Regions from separate parts of the Mus musculus genome. Here region 2 is linked to region 1. The links are chromatin loops, found by intact Hi-C in ENCODE. Cell type or tissue: heart. All regions are shown on one strand. Each heading gives the region's core, and the rest is flanking DNA. Links, peaks and the distances in the headings are about the cores only.

What was found. A loop is a pair of places that touch in the nucleus more often than their neighbours do. Peaks named below come from ENCODE experiments on the same cell type or tissue, not always from the same donor. Only the 100,000 strongest peaks of a DNase experiment are listed, where the experiment ranks them.
Region 2: a loop joins it to region 1, with 2.7 times the contacts of the local background. A loop is called at or near these places in 2 of 42 quality-filtered maps.

The regions. Positions count from the first base shown.
Region 1 is chr4:149,302,524-149,312,748 of GRCm38, reverse strand. It overlaps Kif1b (kinesin family member 1B), which reads left to right and starts at 5,016. Exons shown (of 49, transcript NM_001290995.1): 1 at 5,016-5,320. In heart, for the core only: CTCF peaks have their summits at 4,817 (motif pointing right) and 6,120; DNase peaks (open chromatin) are centred at 4,948 and 5,968; H3K4me3 peaks cover 3,001 bases; H3K27ac peaks cover 2,559 bases.
Region 2 is chr4:149,231,827-149,242,051 of GRCm38, reverse strand. All of the region lies in intron 22 of Kif1b (kinesin family member 1B), which reads left to right. Among named protein-coding and RNA genes, the nearest start is that of Pgd, 70 kb to the right of the region's middle. In heart, for the core only: no CTCF peak of the experiment used is centred there; DNase peaks (open chromatin) are centred at 4,841 and 7,951.

The DNA of each region.
Region 1 (10,225 bases), core at 1,158-9,157:
TACCCACCGAGCTGTCTATGTCTAGGCAGCCCATTGTCTTTATTATTATTTTTAAATGTGTTATGTGTGGTGTATGTGCATGTGTGCAGTATATGTATATGTGCATGTGTGTATGTGTGGACATATGTGTGGACACATGCCTTTCAAGTTTCCTTCCTCTGTGCTCTCTAGCTTTTTCTTTTGAGACACGGTCTTCCAACTGAACCCAGCTAGCTAGATTGCTTAGGGGTGGGGTGTCCTGTCTCTGTTTTCCAAGCTCTGGAATTATATATTAGCTGCCACTTATAACTCAAACTCTGGTTCTTATGCTTGTGTGCCCAGCACTTTACCTGCTGAGCATTCTCTCTCTCTCTTTCTCTCTCTCTCTCTCTCTCTCTCTCTCTCTCTCTCTCTCTCTCTCTCTCTCCCTCCCTCCGTCCCTCTCTCCCTCTCTCCCTCTCTCTGTAAAACATTAGTGGCCGGGAAGTGTACTTGGTAGAGTGCTTGCCACATAAGCGCCCGCATCTGAACTTAATACCCGTCAGTCATGTAAAAGCCAGGCAAGGTGGCATCCTCATGTAACCCTAGAGTTGGGAAAGCAGTAACCACCAGTCCCTGGTCCCTGGGGCCTGCTGGCCAACCAGTCTAACAATCTAGTCTAATCTCAGTTAACTCCAGGCCCAGTGAGACATCCCAGCTCAAACACAAGGTGAGTGTCTCTGGCTATACACACACACACACACACACACACACACACACACACACACACACATACACACATACACACACACACAAATACACAGGCAGGCCAAGAGGGAGACAGGCAGGCAGGCAGAGAGACAGAGAAAGAAGACAGAAAGTGTTAGATTGAATTGCTGCTTGGTATGTCTTGCTCTGTGATGTCTTTTCTCCCTCCCTCCCTCCTTCCCTCCCTCCCTCCCTCCCTCCCTCCTTCCCTCCCTCCCTCCCTTCCTTCCTTCTTTCCTGACTCCCTTCTTTTAAACAATCTTTCCTATATCCCAGGCTGGCCTGGAACTCACTATGTAGCCAAGGATAACCTTGAACTCTACTGTCTGGAATTACAGGCATGGACTTCCTTACCTGACACCGGCTTGCTCTCTGCTTATCTTTTGTAGTGTAAACCTTGTAGTAGAATTCATCAGTCAGTGCCTTTGATCTCTTAAGTTGTTTTTTTGTTTGTTTTTTTTTTTTTATTTCAAAGTCGCAAAGCTCTTTTCTGTTTTCTAGTAAAATGCTTAAAGCTTGCCTTTTCTGATATAAGTCTTTAATCTTTTTGTTTCTTTTTTATTTTATTTTTTGTTTGTTTGTTTGTTTGTTTCAAGGCAGGGTCTCTCTCTATAGTTCTGCCCATCCTGGAACTCACTCTGCAGACCAGGATGGCTTCAAACTCACTACCCGCCTCTGCTTCCCTGAGTGCTGGGCCTAAAGCCATGTGCTACTATGCCCTGCTTTGATTTAGGTTTTTAATCTACCTGAATTTCTATTTTACATGGGATAGAAAAAGGAAATCACATTCTGTTGTAGTTGTTGCTTTTTGAGATGTAATCTTATATAGCTTATGTTGTCCTCAAACACAAGGCTGATCTTGAACTCCTGATTTTCCTCAGCCTCCAGAGTGAGTCTGCTCTGTCTCATCCTATCAATTATCCCAGCATCCCTCATTATCATTTATGGGCTAACACTGGCCCACTGACTCCTCATGTTGCTGCTGTCATATGTTATACTCCTACACCCATGTACGTATCCGGTTCTTCTGTTCCAGTTCCAGGTGTGTGTATGCTCGTGAAAACACAACAGAGCTCTAGTCTGTGTGCTGCTATGGAGACGCTAACTAGAGGCAAAGGGCGTTTGTCTCTCACATTCTTTGTACTGTAATTTCAGGGGTAGTCTCATCAGACCATGTTGAATTCACTCTCACAGTAACGTGTGATTTTAGAGAGGTTCTTTTACATAAAATCTGTTAGCAGAGAAACTTAATGACTGTGCTGGGTGACTTCATTTGTCAGAGGATCAAAAGCCTAGGTACGCATAGCAGGCTATGTGGCCTCGTGGTATAGAGCCGTCTTATCTGCCTCTGTTGATGGGTCTGGTTTTGCTACCCTGCTACCTCCACGAAGATTCTTTTTTAGATTGAGATCCATCGAGTGTCCAAACCATCTAGGGGTTAATAAACTCACAGCACTAAGCCTGGGTTTAAGTGGGTGTCTCCCATGACTCGATGGAGCTCTGCTTATTATGCTACCACACTTTCAGGTTCGTCTTGGCCTTCAGGATGCCGCGGCATGAGAGAGCCCCATGCTCAGAGGTAGCCTATTTCCCGGACTCTAGTTTTTTGATATTCTTCCTCATTTTCTGCATTCTGCTTCTTCAAGCAGAAATAGTCTGTTTTTGTTTGTTTAATTGGTTGTTTGGTTTTGTGGAATAGGGTGTCACCGTGTACCCCTGGCTAGCTTACTCCGTATGTAGCACAGGCTGGCTCCCAACTTGTGGCGATCCTCCTGACTCTGTCTCCTGAGTGCTGAGAATTTGGCATGCCCATCATTCCTGGCCCAAGCAGGCTTTTCTTCATAGCTTATTTGCTTAAAAAACTTTATGATGGGACTAGAGAGATGGCTCAGCAGTTAAAAACACTGACTGCTCTTCCAGAGGTTCTGAGTTCAATTCCCAGAAACCACATGGTGGCTCACAACCATCTGTAATGGGATCCGATGACCTCTTCTGGTATGTCCGAAGACAGCTACAGTGTACTCATATACACAAAATAGATAATTCTTTTGAAAAACTTTATGATGTATGAAGATATTAAAATTGTATATATTAATGAGGATGGCATACTGTTTGGACACATAAACACTGAATAATGTTTAAGTTGGGTTTAGCATATTTATATCCTTTAAACATTTTAGAAAGATTTATCTTTTCAATAAAAAACTTGTGTGTGTGTGTGTGTGTGTGTGTGTGTGTGTGTGAGTCTATCTATGTGTTGGCATGTGCACAGGAGTGCAGGTGTCCTTGGAGATGTCAGAGCCCCCTGGAGCTGGAGTTACAGGTGGTTGTGCTTTGCCCAAATGTGGGTACTGGGAGCTCTGGTCCTTTTCATAGCAAGAAGTACACTTCCCTGCAGACCCATCTCTCTAGCGCCTCCTTCTTTATAGCGAGACGGTTGAAGACCTTTCTCCTGGCTTTCTGAAACGTAAGTGTGTCCATGTCAGCAGCTCTTGCTCCTGTGCAAATCCATCAGCGCTTCTCTACCCCTGATGATTCAGCTCCTCTTCCTCTTTCCTTCCTCCTCCTCCTCTTCTTCCTCCTCCTCCATTTCAAGAACGGAAGTCAGGGCTTCCCACATGCTAAACAAGCGCACCCCACTTAGCCACACTTCCATGCCAACTTCTTGCTTTAGGTATTTTATTGATGTCTGTTAAACTTTATTGTTATGGTACAGTGGGGGTGTAAGGTGTGTCTGTGTCAGAAGATGACTGTGTTCATCAGGCACTCTCCATCCACCTGGACACGGGCTCTGGACACCGCACTGGGATCCTCAGCTCATCGGAAGCACTTTACCCACTAAGCCATCTAGGTTTGTTTAAGACAGGGTTTCTCTATGTAGCCCAGGCTGACCTTCCACTCAAATCGTTGCTCCTAATATTTTAAGCAATTCTATTCTGTGTGTGTTTCAGAATAAATGACATCAACTCCTTTTGTGGGAAGGTGGAGTGTACATTCTAAAGAAAATGAGAGCTGGGCTTAGTGGTACGGATCTTTAATCCCAGCAGTCAGGAAGCAGAGGTAGACAGATCTCTCTGTAGGTTTCAAGACAGCCTTGTCTGCTTGGTGAGTTTCAGGAGAGCCTGAGCTACCAAGACCCTCTGTCTTGAACAAACAAGAACAAACAAGTAAATAAACACAATGAGAAGTGTCCAATGAATGTGGAATAGTGGGAGTCTGGAACTTCAGTGGCATGGTGATTGCCCAGAGTCGTTAGTGTAGAAAGTTAATTCTCACGTTTTAGTGTGTAGGCCTTTCTCTACCCAGTAATTCTGTATTAAAGTCAGGGTTGAGAGAAAAAAAAAAATCTTACTTTCAATTTCTGCTAATAAATCCAAACCACATCCTCTAACCTTAAAATGCAGTGTGATTGGCAGGTTGTCATTGTGATATTTTACTAAGCACTGAATTGAGCTGCTTATGAACGTCTGTGGGGCTTTTCATTTGAGCTGAACCTAAATCTGATTTTTAAAAAACATGGCTCATAGAGCTTTTGTGTTCTTATGAGCCCTGGTAACCCCCTCTAGGGGCATCTCTCTCAGGCCGCTCAGTCCATTCACTGGGCGCGATACAAAGCGTTTTGTTCCTGTGCTCACACCAGCACGCCATCTCCCAAGGAGACGCTGAATGCCCACTAAGTCATGCTTTCCCATTACTCATTCCTCCTTTTCTCCCAAGGTGGCGTGTGGGAGGTGTTGTGCTGGGGTTCGACAAGAATAGGCTAGGAAGCTTTCTGCTGGATACACTCATGCCTGAGCGTGGTTCCGTTCCCACCGCGCCGGGCTCGGTGGCTTCACCGTTTGAGCTGTTTTTCTAAACGGACAATGACTCCACACTCGGCCGCTCCCACATAATCCCAGCTCTCCGGATGGCATCTGGACCGTCCAGTCCCGCCCGGTCACTGAGCCACTTTTTGTCCCCTTACGAAGCGGGTCATTCGGCTACACAGGCGCGGCTGCTACCCACTAACACCTTTCCGGGGGTCACCCGGGAGGGAACTCTGGACACCGGCTTCGCCCACCAGGCACGCCCGCACCCGCACCCGCATCGGCTCCCGTACCACCAGGGGGCGCTCGAGTGTCTCCGTCGCTCCGCCGGCACCTCCCGCCCCCTCTTCCAGCCACGCTTTACTATTGGTCATCTGTCTCAAGGTCTTCATCGCGATTGGTCACCTTCCGCGTCGGTCTCGGTTGCTGGGCGGGCCGAGGTGACGCTCGGCGCTCTAGCTCGGGGCGGTGTCCCGCGCCGGCGGCTTCGGGCGGAGTTTGGCGAGCAGCGTCGCGGTGTAGTCAGACGGCAGTGGTCCCGGGAGGCGACAGCTCGGATCCGGGCTTCTCTCTGTTCCTCCGCCGCATCCACAGCCGCGCCCCGGCCTCCCGCCAATCCTCGATGCAGAGCTGGGCGGCCGCGTGATGGGGCTGCGGAGCGGCGCCCTGCGGCTCGCGGCGGCCGCTGCCTGCGCTGAGGTGCGTCGGTGCCCGGCCTCCCGCGCCCCTGCGCGCCTCGGCGTCTTCTGACTCGGCCGGCTCGCCCGTCTGTCCGCAGCGCGGCTGAGGTGAGGAGGCTGAGGTGGGGCGGCCGAGGCGAGGTGGGCGGTGGTGCCGCGGCGCCGGTGTAGGGGGCCGCTCCCGCGGGAGGGACTCCCGGCCGGTGACGGGCCTGGAGGGGGCAAAGCGAGGAAGCGGCGCGGCCGGCCGGGGCTCTGGCTCCGCGGTGAGGAGCCTCGCCCTCCGTGGAGAGACCTGGCCGGCCGGCCGCGAGCGCCGGGCTTTGGTCCAGCGGCCTGCCGGTCCCCTGCAGTGCCCTGCACCAGCCCTCCGCTTCCCCTGGGCTGCCAGGCCCCGCTCTGTCCGCGGGCCAGCAGATCGGTCGCTGTCCCGCCGTATGTGCGCACATTGCAGCTCTGAGGAGCCAGCCGATCTCTCCCCCCTCATCTGCTCTCTCACCCCCTATTGTGGTTGGCATCAGGGTTCCAACCGGGAATGTGGCAATGCCCCTGAGCCCGATGAAGGTAGGAAAGGGCATCCGACAGAGCGGAGGGCGCAAGGGCTGGACGGAGGAAGCGATGCAGAGGGAGGGGGCTTGTTGGATGCTGGCCAGATGGGAGGAAGGCTGGTGTGGGCTCGACGTTCAGCCGACCAGGATCACTCTGGCAGCCATATTGGGAGGATGATCTGACAAATCCTTTAGGAGCCAAGTCCGGTTGCTGGTAGGCACCGAGTGACAGCCCTGGCAGCTTTCAGGGTGACTGGCCGCACCAGAAGCCAAGTTGTGGGGGTTGGGAGGCCACTCAGAGCAAGCTAGTCATTGTTCATGCAACGCAAACCCTCACCGACTGGAAATGCAAAATTGAGCTCCCAAATCACTTTTTCTCTTTGGTGAATTGCTATATGAGCCTTCAGGGTAAACTGGCTTGAAGATTCCATTCTTGTTGGGGTGAAATTCTGTGTTTCTGTCCTTATCATCGCAATCCACCGCTGCTTTGGCCCTCGAAGGCCTGTTGATGTTTAAGGCCACTTTACCATATTGGAGGCTCTTGGCGTATTGCATGGCGTGCATAGATTTGCATAGTATCTCTTCGTGCAGAGATTAGGGAAAGTGGAATAAACTGGTAGCAGAGAAGACTTGCAGCAGTATCTCGGAGGATGCAGGTTGTCATCTTTGTGGAATCTGGAGGTAGCCTAATTTAGATTGTCAACAGATCTCTTGCTTATGTAGCTCTCTCTGGTCCAAGCAGCTGTTCTGCCAACACTAAGCATGCTGCTTTGTGTCATGATGTGCCTGTCTCAACCCAGAGAAAAGTGGTGTTCAGCTTTGAATAACTGTTTAAAAGTGATATTATAGTGGATATTGGACTTAAAGGTTGGCATTTTGTGGATTCGGCTTAGTCATAACCAAATTTTAGCTTGCGTTCTCATTTGAGAAGCGTGGTAGTTGATATTGATTATGAAGTAATTGAAGTTGTTAATGTTCTATTTGAGGAGAGACTTTGAAGATTACTCATCTTGATGTTTTAAAGTAGATTTAGAAATGATCAATAACTGGCTTCAGAGAGAGCCTGTAAATGTGTTTTCCTAGACTTTGATCCTGCACAGGATCTGGAGAGATGGTGTGACTCCTGCCTTCTTTATGCCCTTTAATTTAAACTTCATTTATTATATATATTTGTTTTTGGGAGGGAGTTGGAGCGCTAGCTCGGGTCTTAGACATGTTAGACAAGCTGTCTACTAATGAGCTAGACTCCCACGATCCATGCTCCCTTTTTTAAATGCGTAAGTTCTTTTTTCCCCCTATTTTAATTATCTGTCTACTTAAGAATAACTACAAAAACAAATTCCAATGTTTTTCTATTTCTAAGAAAAATCAGCACACTATTTTTTTTTTTTTTATAATTTTTACCGTTAGGCAATCTCAGTGAACTTTCAACAGACACTAATTTTGTTTTTTTTTTTAATTTGTTTATTTTATGTGTATGAGTGTTTTGCTTGCATGTATATGTATATGCACTGTGTGCTTGTGTGGTGCCCTCCAAGGAGAGATGAGGGTTGGATCCTCTGGACTTGGAGTGACAGGTGATTGTGAGCCACTCTGTGGGTGCTGGGAGCTGAACCAGGGTCCCCCTCAGGAGCAAACAGTGCTCTTAACTGCTAAGCTGTTTCTCAAGACTAAAGTTAGTGGTGTTGGCAGTACATTAATTAATATTAAAAAAATACAGAATGTTTGTTTATGATTCCATATCAAAATAAGGAGTAGCTTTAAGTACATGTAAAGAACTGAGATTAAATATAATTTAAGCTTTTGAAAAAAATTAGTCCTGCTGGGCAGTGGTGGCACACGCCTTTAATCCTAACACTTGGGAGGCAGCGGCAGGCAGATTTCTGAATTTGAGGCCAGCCTGGTCAACAGAGTGAGTTCCAGGATAGCCAGGGCTATACAGAGAAACCCTGTCTCAAACAACAACAACAACAACAACAAATTAGTCCTGATTATAAATCTGAAATGGAGGAAAGATTTCTTGACTCTGCATAGGTCTTTGCTGTTGAATATATTTCTAGAATTTATCCGATTAAATACAGATTTCTTGAGTTTGCATAGGTCTTCACTATTGAATATTTTTCTAGAATTTATCCAATTAAGTACAGTTTCTAAGGCATAGGTCAGACTTTTCCATTTCAAAACCAGATATGAATGCACTTTCTTTTTTTCTACTAAATTAGTGCAGGGAATAAATTATTGCCCAAGAAAAGTCTGTCAACAGTTCCCAAGGCCAAAGCTTTCTAGCCTATTTTTTTTTCTGTTTTGGTCTTGTTCTGTGTACAAAATAAAGGTCAACAATGAACCCTTGCTGCCTTGTTTGTAAACCCCTTCCCAGGCTACTCACTGTAACAAGTCTTTCCCAAGAGTAAGCATATCCCTTCGGTCTTGTAAACTGATGTGATAGAATTCACAGTGCCCTGAAGTTAAAGGTGTATTGTTCCTGTTTCACAGTGTTCTCTTTGGAAGAGGCCTTGTGTGAACAGATAGTGGTAAACGTGTGAACTCCATAAGAGAGTGAATATGTATACTTCTAGAACCTTTATTTTGGTGCAGGGTAGAAGACATTAAACAGATGTGGCTGTGATAAGAAAGCTTGTAGAAGGGGTCTTGGACTGCCCAGAGGTTGTTTTGTTCTGTTTTGTTTTGTTTTTGTGAAGAGCTCAGTGATTGGTTTGTTCTCATAGTGGTTAGAGGTCAATCCAGCCCACAGAGAGACTCAGGTCTTCATCCCAAAATACTGTAAGGCCTACCATTTGTTCTTAGACTCCCTTCGCATTGCAGTTGCATATTCCCTTTACCTCTGATGCACTTAGTGCACTGCTGCTTGTGCTGTGGAAGCGTCTGTGATTTTCTCTTTCTCATGCTGTATAATATTAATGGTCTTATGATTGTTTATGGCTGCATACGAGGTGCAGGTTAAAAGACTAACATCTATGCGTGCGTTGGCAGCACATATACTAAAAGACGAAAACTATTTCTTAGATACAAAACCTTTTTTTGGTTGGCAGGGCTGAGGACTGGACTTGTTAGGCAAGTGCTCTACCCAATCCCCAGCCCCATAAAGCTTTTCCATTTTATTTTACAGTTTAAAATTTTCATGTTTACAACAGAGCTTGACATTGAGTTACATACTTCTGTCATTTTCTCCTTTGGTAACTTGGGCATCTTTTGGCTCAGTTTTCCCTCACATTCAAATTTTATTGTTATCTTTGTGTTGCTAGGCACTGGACCCTGGGCTTTGCATATGCTGAGCTAGGGAATGTGCTCTTGAGCGAGGGCTCTAGCCTCATACAGGTTTTTCACATCATCTCGGCAGATGTCAGTGACTATCTACGTAAACAGTAGCAGCGGCAATAACGAGGAGAAAAGCATTGTGCTCATATTAAGCAGTTTCTATATATCAGGAGGCTCTTCTGTAAGCACATTTATTAACCAAATTCATAGACAGCCATGCCAAGTACATACTGTTATAGCTCTTTCTCATGTGAAGAAACTGAAACCTGCTAAACTTCCCTACCATGACTAGAGCTGGGTTAGTGACCACTGTGCTGAACTTCTTTAAAAACTATCCTTCCCTTAAAATTCCTTCACTTCTCGAGCACTGGCTGGGTTCTTTTCTGGTTACTGTTGTGCCACATCTTCTAACATGTCATTGCCTTCAGATCTCGAATTTGCCTTCTGATCTTAAACCCTGGTAATTTAGAGTTCTCACTTCTGAAGTCTTCTTGCTTGTGCATTCCGTGTTGAGGCCCCAAGGCTCCTCGTCTCTTCGTTTCCCACACTGTGACGTCTGGGTTTGCTGCTCCAGCTCTTTTCTTACGATACCAACCGTTGCTGTTTTAAGTTCCTTACTCTTCTGAAGGCCACTAGACACATGCCAGCCTGAACCAGTCCTGAGATCCGTTTGGTTGTTGTTTTGAGACAGAGTCTCTATGTCGCTCTGGCTGTCCTGAAACTCACTATGTAGACCAGGCTGGCCTCAAACTCACAGAGAGCTGCCTCTGCTTTGCAAGTGCTGGGACTGAAGGTGTACACCACTACCAAACATTTAGTACCAGGATGAGTCAATGCCTTCCCCTTAGGCTGTCTTTAGAGTTTTGTTTTTTCAAACAGGGTCTATGCAGTCCACGCTTCCCCCCTCCTGCCTCAAGCTCCTGAGTGCTGGGCACTAATACCTGACCCACTTTAAAATTTAGCATTAAAAACTATGATTTATTTTTTCCTTTTGCTTTAATTTCTAAACTAAACTATTAGTCCAGGCAAGCTGTATTTTTAGTTATCCCTCTGTACACAAGATTTTTGTTTACTTATATTTCAATAGTCTCATTATATGTGGAGCTTATAGTACTTTGCTCAAATACTTTCCAAAGGCAGTAAGTATTACAAAGTATAAACAAAAATTTCTTGTAATGGCTTATTTTAC
Region 2 (10,225 bases), core at 855-8,854, 70 kb after region 1:
TTTTTTTTGGTTTTTCGAGACAGGGTTTCTCTGTATGGCCCTGGCTGTCCTGGAACTCACTCTGTAGACCAGGCTGGCCTCGAACTCAGATATCTGCCTGCCTCTGCCTCCAAGTGCTGGGATTAAAGGCATGAGCCACCACGCCCAGCTCAATAGTAGTTTTTAAAAGGAAGAAAATTATGACCGTTTGATTTAATTTGAGTTTTTAAATTTATATAGATTTTTGTTTCGTTTTAGAATTTAAATATATCTTTGATATCTCAAGTCTAGCACTTAGGTAATGACTAGAATACTTGCCATTTTCTAGATTCAAAAATATTCACTTTATCCCTAAGCAATTATAAAAGAAAAATAGCCAAGAAATAAAATAACATTTATGTGGAAGAATGTAAGATAATTTGTATTGTAGGAAACTAAGTTTATATGGTTGAAAAAAGCAAAAACCCACTCAAGTCAGACAGACATGCCTTTTCTTCTACTGATGTTGTCTTGAGAACAGGAGAAGGCACAGTCGGTAAATTAGCTGCTGTACAAGCATAAAGACCTGGAGAAAGAACCAGGCATGGCAACTTCCTAGGCTGGAGAAGTGGTGGGAACAAGCTTATTGGCTGGCCTGCCTAGCTGACCTCCCGAGAACCTTGACCTTCATATAACAAAGCACACACAGAGGATTAGCCTTCCACTATTTTCTCTGTGGTGCTGGGATTGAGCCTAGGGCCTTGCCCATGCTAGGGCAAACCCTTTGTCGCTAAGCTATACTTAAAGCTCCCATTCTGCTTTTTTAAACAAAAAAGGACAACAGGGGACAAGTAGATGTCATAGTGAGTACAATATTTGCTGTGCAAGCCTGAGAACTTGGGTTTGGATTCCCCAGTGCCCTTGTGAAACCAGGCGAGGAGGCATGCATTCATCCAACCTGGGGGGAGGAGAGCCAGGTGGATTCTGGGGTCTGATAGCCAACCAGTTTAGTGCAAAAGGCAAGATCTAGGTTTACCAAGAGATCCTGTCTCAAAACACAAGGTTTAGAGAGAGAGAGGACCAACATAGACCTCTGGCCTACACACATGTATGTACATGTATATACCACAAAAGTATTCGAAAGTATAGAATCTATAAGCTTGCCTTGATCTGCTTTTCCTTGTTAAATTTTCAAGTAGTGTTTATACTTATAGTGTTCAGTACCTGTTTATTCGGAAGAAGTGCATATCAATAGCAAGTGTCTTTAAATTAAAAAGAATACTAATCATTATCGTTATTGCAGATACTATTTTTTAATTCCCTCCTAAGAGGACCATACGTACAGATGTACATTGAAAATAAGATATGTTATTTGTTTTTGATGTTTACTGGGTGGTGGTGGCACATGTCTTTAATTTCAGCAATCAGGAGGCAGAGGCAGGCAGATCTCTAAGCTTGGTCTACAGAGTGAGTTCACTGATAGTCAGAGCTACACCGAGAAACAGTTTTGATAATCGCAGGCAAGAATAATGTGCATTAAGAACAGTTGGTTAGGAGAGCTGGAGACATAGCATAGCTGCTAAGAGTAGCGGCTGCTCTTCCAGAGGAGCATTTCATCTCACAGTCATCTGTCACTCTAGGGGGATCCAACATCCTCTTTTGACCTCCTTGGGCACTAGGCATGCATATGGCACACTGACATATATGCAGGCAAAATACCCAAACCCATAAAATTAAAGTAAAAAAAATAATAAACTATAAAAATAAAAAGAACAGCTGGGATGGATTGATAGTTAAGAGCACTGGTTGCTCTTCCAGAAGACCTAGTTTCAATTCAAGTACCCATATGAAAGCTCAAAAATGTCTGTAACTCCAGTCCCAGGGGATCCAGTGTCCACTTCTGGCCTCTGCAGGCACTAGGCATGCACATGATGCACATAGGAACACGTAAGCAAAGCACAGACACATAGACACACACAGAGGGGGCTGGGGAGAAATAAGTAAAAATCCTTAAGAAAGAGAGAGAGAGAGAGAGAAAAAAAAAAAGAAGGAAAAAGGAAAAAAGAAGGAAAAGGAGAAGAACCTGAAACTGTTGTGAAGCCGTAACATTTTAAGCCTAGCTTTGATTTTTTTTTTTTTTCTTCTTGGTTTTTGAAAAGAAGCAATGCTGCAGCTCAGATAACTGGAAGACAGCCCAAGCGGAGCTGTTGTATATACACTTTATTTTTTGTTTTTATTGGCAGCATTTGCCACTTAAGAGTAGTAGTCCTTGGGCTGGAGAGATGGCTCAGCGGTTAAGAGCACTGACTGCTCTTCCAAAGGTCCTGAGTTCAAATCCCAGCAACCACATGGTGGCTCACAACCACCTTTAATGAGATCTGATGCCTGCTTCTGGTGCATCTAAAGACAGTTACAGTGTACTTAGATATAATAATAGATAAATCTTAAAAAAAGAGTAGTAGTCCCCAAGGAACTGGAAACCACCTGAGGTTTCTAAATAGAAAACATGATTGTTTCCTCTGTAGGCATTGTTTTGGTTGATTGTTGTTGTTGTTTGGGGACAATCTCATTCTAAGCCCAGATTGTCCTGGAACTTGTGGCAATCCTCCAGTCTCAGGCTCACCTGTGCTGAGGCTTTGGTGTAAGCCCCATGCCTAGCTTCTGAAATACTCTATTATACTAGAGTTGCCGAGTGCCTGCCTAGCGTGTACAAGGCCCAAGCACCCTCTCCCATGAATGCAGGTTTAAAATGTAGAAACTTTTAATTATATTTAATGACAGGCTTAATTTTTGTTCTAGTAATTTCTTAAAATTTTAGAAGGTGGTATTATTGGCTTCATTGTGTTAAAAAAAAAAGTAAAAAATAAGCTGTGATCTTTTTTTATTACTTTCTTGTACTCAGAGTAACAACCCTTAATATAAATCGCAAATCCAGCATCTGCTTCCAGTTTTGAATCCCATCCAATAGGAAAGCGAGTCTGCCTGATTAGAACCTTACATGGTCTGCAAAGAGGGGTTCTTACACTTTAACATCATCTGTTTGCTTCTTTCTCTACTTCCTATCTAACTTTTTTCCTAGGGTTGCTCATTTTAGTAAAGCTAAACAGAACTTGGCATCTGCAGCCTTACTAACCTCTTGTTAATCTGCCTGCTCGTCACATCTCTGTATGCATCCGTGCTCACTCTTGGGGAAGGAGGTTCTGGACAAAGCAACAGCAATAACCAAGGCAAATGTGGGAGAGGGGCTGCGAGGGCTGTTGGCGTGTGTGGGACTTGGGGCGGGGCGGCCTCACACTAAGTTCTTATGACCCGAATGAGAGGCTGTTCAGCCCTCCAAGAATGTGTTTCATTTATCCCAGAAAGTGGGAATCTGGATTAGCAATAGAAATAAATCTTTGTATTAATTAATCCACATATACATAGGTCTTAATAGATTTCCTCATCTAGATTTTGTTTTGTTTTTTGGGTTTTTTAAATTTCATTTTAGATTTTTGTTTTGTTTTAAATTTGTTTAAAGCATTTTGCTTGCTTTTTCATCAATTTGATTTTCCTTTTTACATTTTAATTTTGGTTATTTGGGGGCCATTTTTTTTATTTTGTTTTCCCAAAGGACGCGGATTCTGATAGCGGGGACGATTCTGACAAGCGATCCTGTGAAGAGAGCTGGAAACTGATAACTTCTCTGAGAGAAAAGCTGCCTCCCAGCAAGTTACAAACCATTGTTAAAAAGTGTGGCCTCCCCAGCAGTGGGAAGAAGCGAGAGCCAATCAAAATGTATCAGATCCCGCAAAGAAGGCGCCTGAGCAAAGATTCCAAGTGGGTCACCATCTCAGATCTTAAGATCCAGGCTGTCAAAGAGATTTGCTATGAGGTTGCCCTCAATGACTTTAGGCACAGTCGGCAGGAGATCGAAGCCTTGGCCATTGTTAAGATGAAAGAGCTTTGTGCCATGTATGGGAAGAAAGATCCCAATGAGCGAGACTCTTGGAGGGCTGTGGCCAGGGATGTCTGGGACACTGTTGGGGTAGGGGATGAGAAGATTGAAGATATGATGGTCACTGGGAAAGGTGGAACCGATGTAGATGACCTCAAGGTTCACATAGACAAGCTGGAAGATATTTTGCAAGAAGTCAAAAAGCAAAATAATATGAAAGACGAAGAGATCAAAGTCTTAAGAAATAAAATGCTCAAAATGGAGAAAGTCTTGCCATTGATTGGATCACAGGAACAGAAGAGTCAAGGAAGCCACAAGACAAAAGAGCCCCTAGTTGCTGGTGCTAACAGCGTCTCTGATAATGGTGTCAGTAAAGGAGAGAGTGGAGAACTTGGCAAAGAAGAGCGCGTTTCCCAGCTGATGAACGGGGATCCAGCTTTTAGACGTGGACGTCTACGTTGGATGAGGCAAGAACAAATTCGGTTTAAGAACCTGCAACAGCAAGAGATAACAAAGCAGCTTCGTCGGCAGAACGTACCCCACAGGTTCATCCCTCCTGAGAACCGGAAGCCCCGCTTTCCCTTTAAGAGCAATCCTAAACACAGAAACTCTTGGAGTCCTGGGACACATATTATTATAACAGAAGATGAGGTTATTGAGCTAAGAATTCCAAAAGATGAAGAAGGAAGAAAAGGAAATAAAGAAGAAAGCCAAGAAAAAGTGGGCAGAGCAGCTTCTAGAGATGTACAGTCAGCGTGGGGCACAAGAAGTCAGGATCATATCCAAGTTAGCAAACAGCACATCAGCAACCAACAGCCACCACCTCAGCTACGGTGGAGAAGCAATTCTCTCAATAACGGCCAACCGAAAACCACGCGCTGCCAGGCGACTGCCTCCTCGGAGTCCCTAAACTCCCACAGCGGTCACCCCACCGCTGATCTACAAACTTTCCAGGCCAAGCGTCACATTCACCAACACCGGCAGCCTTACTGTAATTATAACACTGGAGGTCAGGTAGAGGGTAGCACAGCCAGCTGCTGTCAAAAGCAGACTGACAAGCCCAGCCACTGTAACCAGTTCGTGACACCTCCGAGGATGAGGAGACAATTCTCAGCACCCAATCTCAAAGCAGGTCGAGAAACCACAGTCTAGGTAGATTACTGGACAAACTTGAAGTTGTAGCAATGGAACCAGGCAGTGTTATGTTAGCTCATGGATTGAGTTGGTGCCTACTATATGCATCATGAGTTTAGTGTTGTGTTCCTACAGATACTAACTGGTCTTTATTGTTAAAATGTAAAACACTGGTAAATGTTTCAGTGCCTCCCGTGTGATTGTGCATTATCAGTGGGCAGGTGCTAGAATTGGGTATAAAACATCAAGGCCCTGTATTTTTCTGATACTTTCCTCTATGGTGCCTAGATTATTAATGTACTTACACTGGCTTCTCTTGTTTTGGTGTAAGATTTTTTTTTTTAATAGTGCTTTGATATCCCAAAAGACCTGCCTCTTGTTTTATGGAAATGCTCAAAATAAGAATTTGATATATAGAAGAAATGCCTCTTATTCCCCAAGCACCTTAGAAGTTGACTGAAAACCAACGTGCAACGATGTGGATACAGCTTTAGGCTTCGCCTTGGTGTCTGTACTTTTCATTAAAAATTGTTGGCAGTTTTACAAGCATAAATCCAAGGTCTTCAGACATGTTTTTTCTGCACAGCCTTGCATCTTACATGTCATTATCTTAGTCTACATTTTTAAGGAACCGAGTCAGTAATTTTTACTATATCAGAACATATAGAAAATTTGTCATATCTCTAAAATCTTTAAATTGACACTTTCTCAGTTTCGATTTGGTTTGTATTTTGAAGTTTACTGACTATTTTACTCATAGCACGAACTATATTTGCTAAAATTATGCCAATAGAAATACCAACAACAATGTGTGCTCTGAGCAATGTGTGTAAGTTTCTAAGAAGATTATTCAGTGCAAGAAGGAAGAGATGGGGCATGGCAAGAAGGCAGCCGATAGACACCTCTTCACTGCCTTTTTCCAAAAGTGGAGATAATAAAACCGAACTTTGGTTGAGTCTGGAGCCATGTATATAATAAACTGTTCCTTGTTCGACAGTTGTAATGCACACAGATCCTCTAGCAAGGACAGCTAAGTCCTGCAAACAGTCACTCCTCTGTCAATACCTCACTTCACCATGCTGTGCTTGCAGTTTGCCTCGATGGAGAAGCCTCTTTGAATAAAAAAAGAAAGAAGAGGAAAAAAGGAAAAAGAAAAAAAATAGAAAGACAAGGTGGATTTTCATGGAAGAAAAGAATGGCTTTCTATAGACTTCTTCCTCTCTTGTACTTGTCAGAAGCTTTTCTAGAACTAGAGATGACCAGAATTGACAGTGCTGAAGATTCCTAGGTCACACCAGGTCGTGCACCAAACATCTGTGTTCCAGCGGTGTGAAAACTTGCAGCCAAGGTAGCATAGCACTCACGGAGGCCTTCAAGAGAGCATAGCACTCACGGAGGCCTTCAAGACTCTGATTATGTACTTTTTTTTCCTGCTTTGTGTGTGGATACTGTTTTATTAGACATATTAATTTTAATTGTAGTGGGCTTTTTCTCCTCTCTCTTTTAAGAAAATGCTGTCTTAACGCACAGAAAATTGCTTCCAACATGTTTTTTTTCCTTAAAAAATTGGGGGGAAGATCCGTCTCCTTTCCTAGCTAGAACAGTTCTAGTCTTCAGTGACAGTTTATATGGCAGATTCAACTTGGGCGAGTGAGGCCTGCTGTGTGTTGACTTCATCGAGACGACAATCTCTGTGCCATTTGGTCTGAATGTATTCTTGGTAGGCTCAAGTCAGTCACTTCAGTTTGTCTCTGTAACTCTTTCTTCTTCACACATAATTATACTACCTGGGTGTTTGTCAAAAATTCATTTTTTTGAAACTTAAAGTGTTAATTACTTAGGCTCTAACTTGACAGAAGATATTTCAGGTCCATAGAGGCTCACTTTGTTACAGATAAATGCTTTCCTTTCCTATTAAACACTGAAGTAAGCTCACTCCTCGATGCCAACATTACAGTGAAAAGTTTTGTACTGTTTTCCTGTACACATGTGGGTGGCATTTTGCCCCCAGAGATATTCCAAAGAATCACCTTTGTTCTTCTGCTAATCCAAGTGCCCTTGTATGACTGAAATACCAGACATTAAAGAAACCCTTGCTTTTCTAGGCAACCAGAAAAGAAAAGAATTCACTGCTAGCAGTATCTTTTCTTGCATTTGAGAGCACTTACCTTAGAAAACTGTGTGTACAAAATAGCTTGTTAGACTCACTGAACAAGTATAAACCACCATCATGCTTTTGTGGGGTCTTATTCCTTTATTAAGACGGCGTCTCCTCGATTTGCCCACACTGGCCTCGAACTTGGAATCCTTTTGCATCAGCTTCCACAGTTGCTGGAGTTAGAGGTGTGTGTTAGCAGGCTCAGCTTGTCTTTTTGTTTGTTTACTTTTTGGTTTTGTTTTAATATAGTGGTATCTCCCCCTCAGCTTAAACAAGACCAAAGAAAACTTGTCTTCATTAAAGCATTATTTTATTCTGAAAATATTCCTAGGTGTTATCATTGTGAAATGGAGAGAAGTGTTCATACGTGGGAACTGGCATTACCAGGCCTGTAGTAGAGTCCTACTTTATTGGATAAGGTTTTCCAGAGCAGACTGTTAATTCTATGGACAGTTACAAAATCTGGTTAATAAATTAAAACCAAAGGGCTTTTCCTCTACTCTTGCTTCTGATCCTTCTAGCATAGCACATTGTTTCTCCTTTCATAGGTAACACGACAAATAGGAATTGTTTATTACATTGAAGTGACTTGAACTGACCTTTGTGCTTTAGATGTAAGATACTAAAAACAAAACACTGGGTCTGTTACCGCGATGCCTGACTTTTTAAATGCTATCAGATTATAAGCAGTTGCGTGGGCTTCCCGTGGTCACTGCTGTAGCGGGTGCCTTCCTGGTCCTTTGTTGACTTGCCTTAATGATTTACACAGAAGCCTTCGAGCAGAGGAAGCTTCCTGGGGCCTACTGCAGTGTGATGAAGACGTTTTAGGTTCAGTGTAAAGCAAGCTTGTGTTCTGTACTGTTGGAGACAGATTCGTTACAAATGATTTTCATACCTGTCTGATTGATATCATTTTAAGCTCTGCTCTAGGTGTGGCCCACTTTAGGTTGTGAAATGTATCGTTTTTTCCTATTATTACTGTAAAGAGAAGTTGTGAATCTTCTTGTTGATGAACTCTGATTTTTCTCTCAATTTCTTAAAACCATGCTTGAAGATTGTCTGGGTGTGAGACTGCCTTCTCAGAAAGGGAGAGTTAGTTTGTAATATTAAAGAAATAAAATCTTCCTGAAATAAGCCTTGGCATGATCTTTAAGTGTGGTTTATCACTGGGGAGGAGGGGTAAGTGAAACAGGGGAATTCTGATTTCTCAGTCTCTTCCTGCTCTTTCATCTGAAGATAGTTGTGTGCCAAGTATCCTTTTCTTTGTATTTTTGTACGGATTTTCTTTTTTTTTATTAGATATTTTCTTTATTTACATTTCAAATGCTATCCTGAAAGTTCCCTAAACCCTGCCCCCGCCCTGCTCCCCTACCCACCCACTCACGCTTCTTGGCCCTGGCGTTCCCCTGTACTGGGGCATATAAAGTTTGCAATACCAAGGGGCCTCTCTTCCCAGTGATGGCCGACTAGGCCATCTTCTGCTACATATGCAGCTAGAGACACGAGCTCTGGGGGTACTGGTTAGTTCATGTTCTTGTTCCACCTATAGGGTTGCACACCCCTTCAGCTCCTTGGGTACTTTCTCTAGCTTCTCCTTTCTTTAGCGCCTCCATGGGGGGGGGGGGTGCTGTGTTCCATCCAGTAGTTGACTGTGAGCATCCACTTCTGTATTTGCCAGGCACTGGCATAGCCTCACACGAGACAACTGTAACAGGGTCCTTTTAGCAAAATCTTGCTGGCATATGCAATATAGTGTCTGGGTTTGGTGGCTGATTATGGGATGGATGGGGTGGGGTAGGGTAGTCTCTGGATGGTCCATCCTTTCGACTTAGCTCCAAACTTTGTATCTGTAACTTATTCCATGGGTATTTTGTTACCTATTCTAAGGAGGAATGAAGTATCCACACGTTGGTCTTTTTGTATGGATTTTCAAGCTTTTACATTTAATGTCCTTTTCTATTTTATGAAACCCAGGGCCCCAGGATGTAGCTAATGGGATAGTAGCACTTAACCTGCCACACAGGGCCTGAGCTTTGTCTCCAGAGGCACAGGATGATAAGACAGTGCATTCAGTTATACTTTGTGCTGTTTCTCTTAAATAACAATCTCTTAATATATGAATAAAAATATTTCATTTTATAATTAAACTTTTCAATTTTTCATTACATAGTCATGATTTGAAATTATTTTAACTGACATACCTTTTCTCTCTACTTTAGCCTCAGGTTTTCTCCACTCAGATGATTGTTAGTCTGCTAAAGATGAAACAGGACAAAACAGAATTTTTATTCTTATTTTTTTAATGACTCGGTGGTCTTATTAAAATTTTGGACTTAGCTAAGATGGCTCAACTGTTAAAAGCACTGACTGCTGCTCTTCCAGAGGACCTAGGTTTACTTCCCAGCCCCCACATGGCAGCTCACAACCATCTGTAATTCAGATTCCCATGGGTCCGACTCCCTCACACGGACAGACATGCAGGCCAAACACCAATGCACATAAAATAAAATAAAAATAAATTACTTAAAAAAAATTTAGACCTAGCATATTTTTTCAAGTTGGAAAATTATGCATTGCAAATGAGAAGACAACACATGAATCTCATATGCATGGATTTTTAATATACTGTGCTTTCTGAGAGAGGCAGAGCCTACGTTGTTCTGTACCGCATTTCACATCCTTTCCCTCTGGGTACTTTGTATTTCTCCACTCTGGGAGAAACTAGTGCAGGTTTCTAAGATCCCTAGTGTTCTCGGACACAGAGGTAGTTCCAGTGCGGTGTGATAAATGGCCTGCAGTGATGGCGTTGTAGGCAGAGCCATATCCAGAGAGGATAGTGGGAGGAGTTTGTGGAGGAAGGAAGCCCTCAGCTAAGAGCAAGTCCCACAGTACAACTGAGAATTTCCCAAAGTGAAAGAGCAAGAGAAGGAAGGATCAGGGAGGAAGACAATTTAGGATGGGGGAGATGTTAATTACTTGGGATGGTCAGAAAGTCACGTCTGTTGTGGTGGACAAAAGACAAGGAGACTGGAGGTAACAAG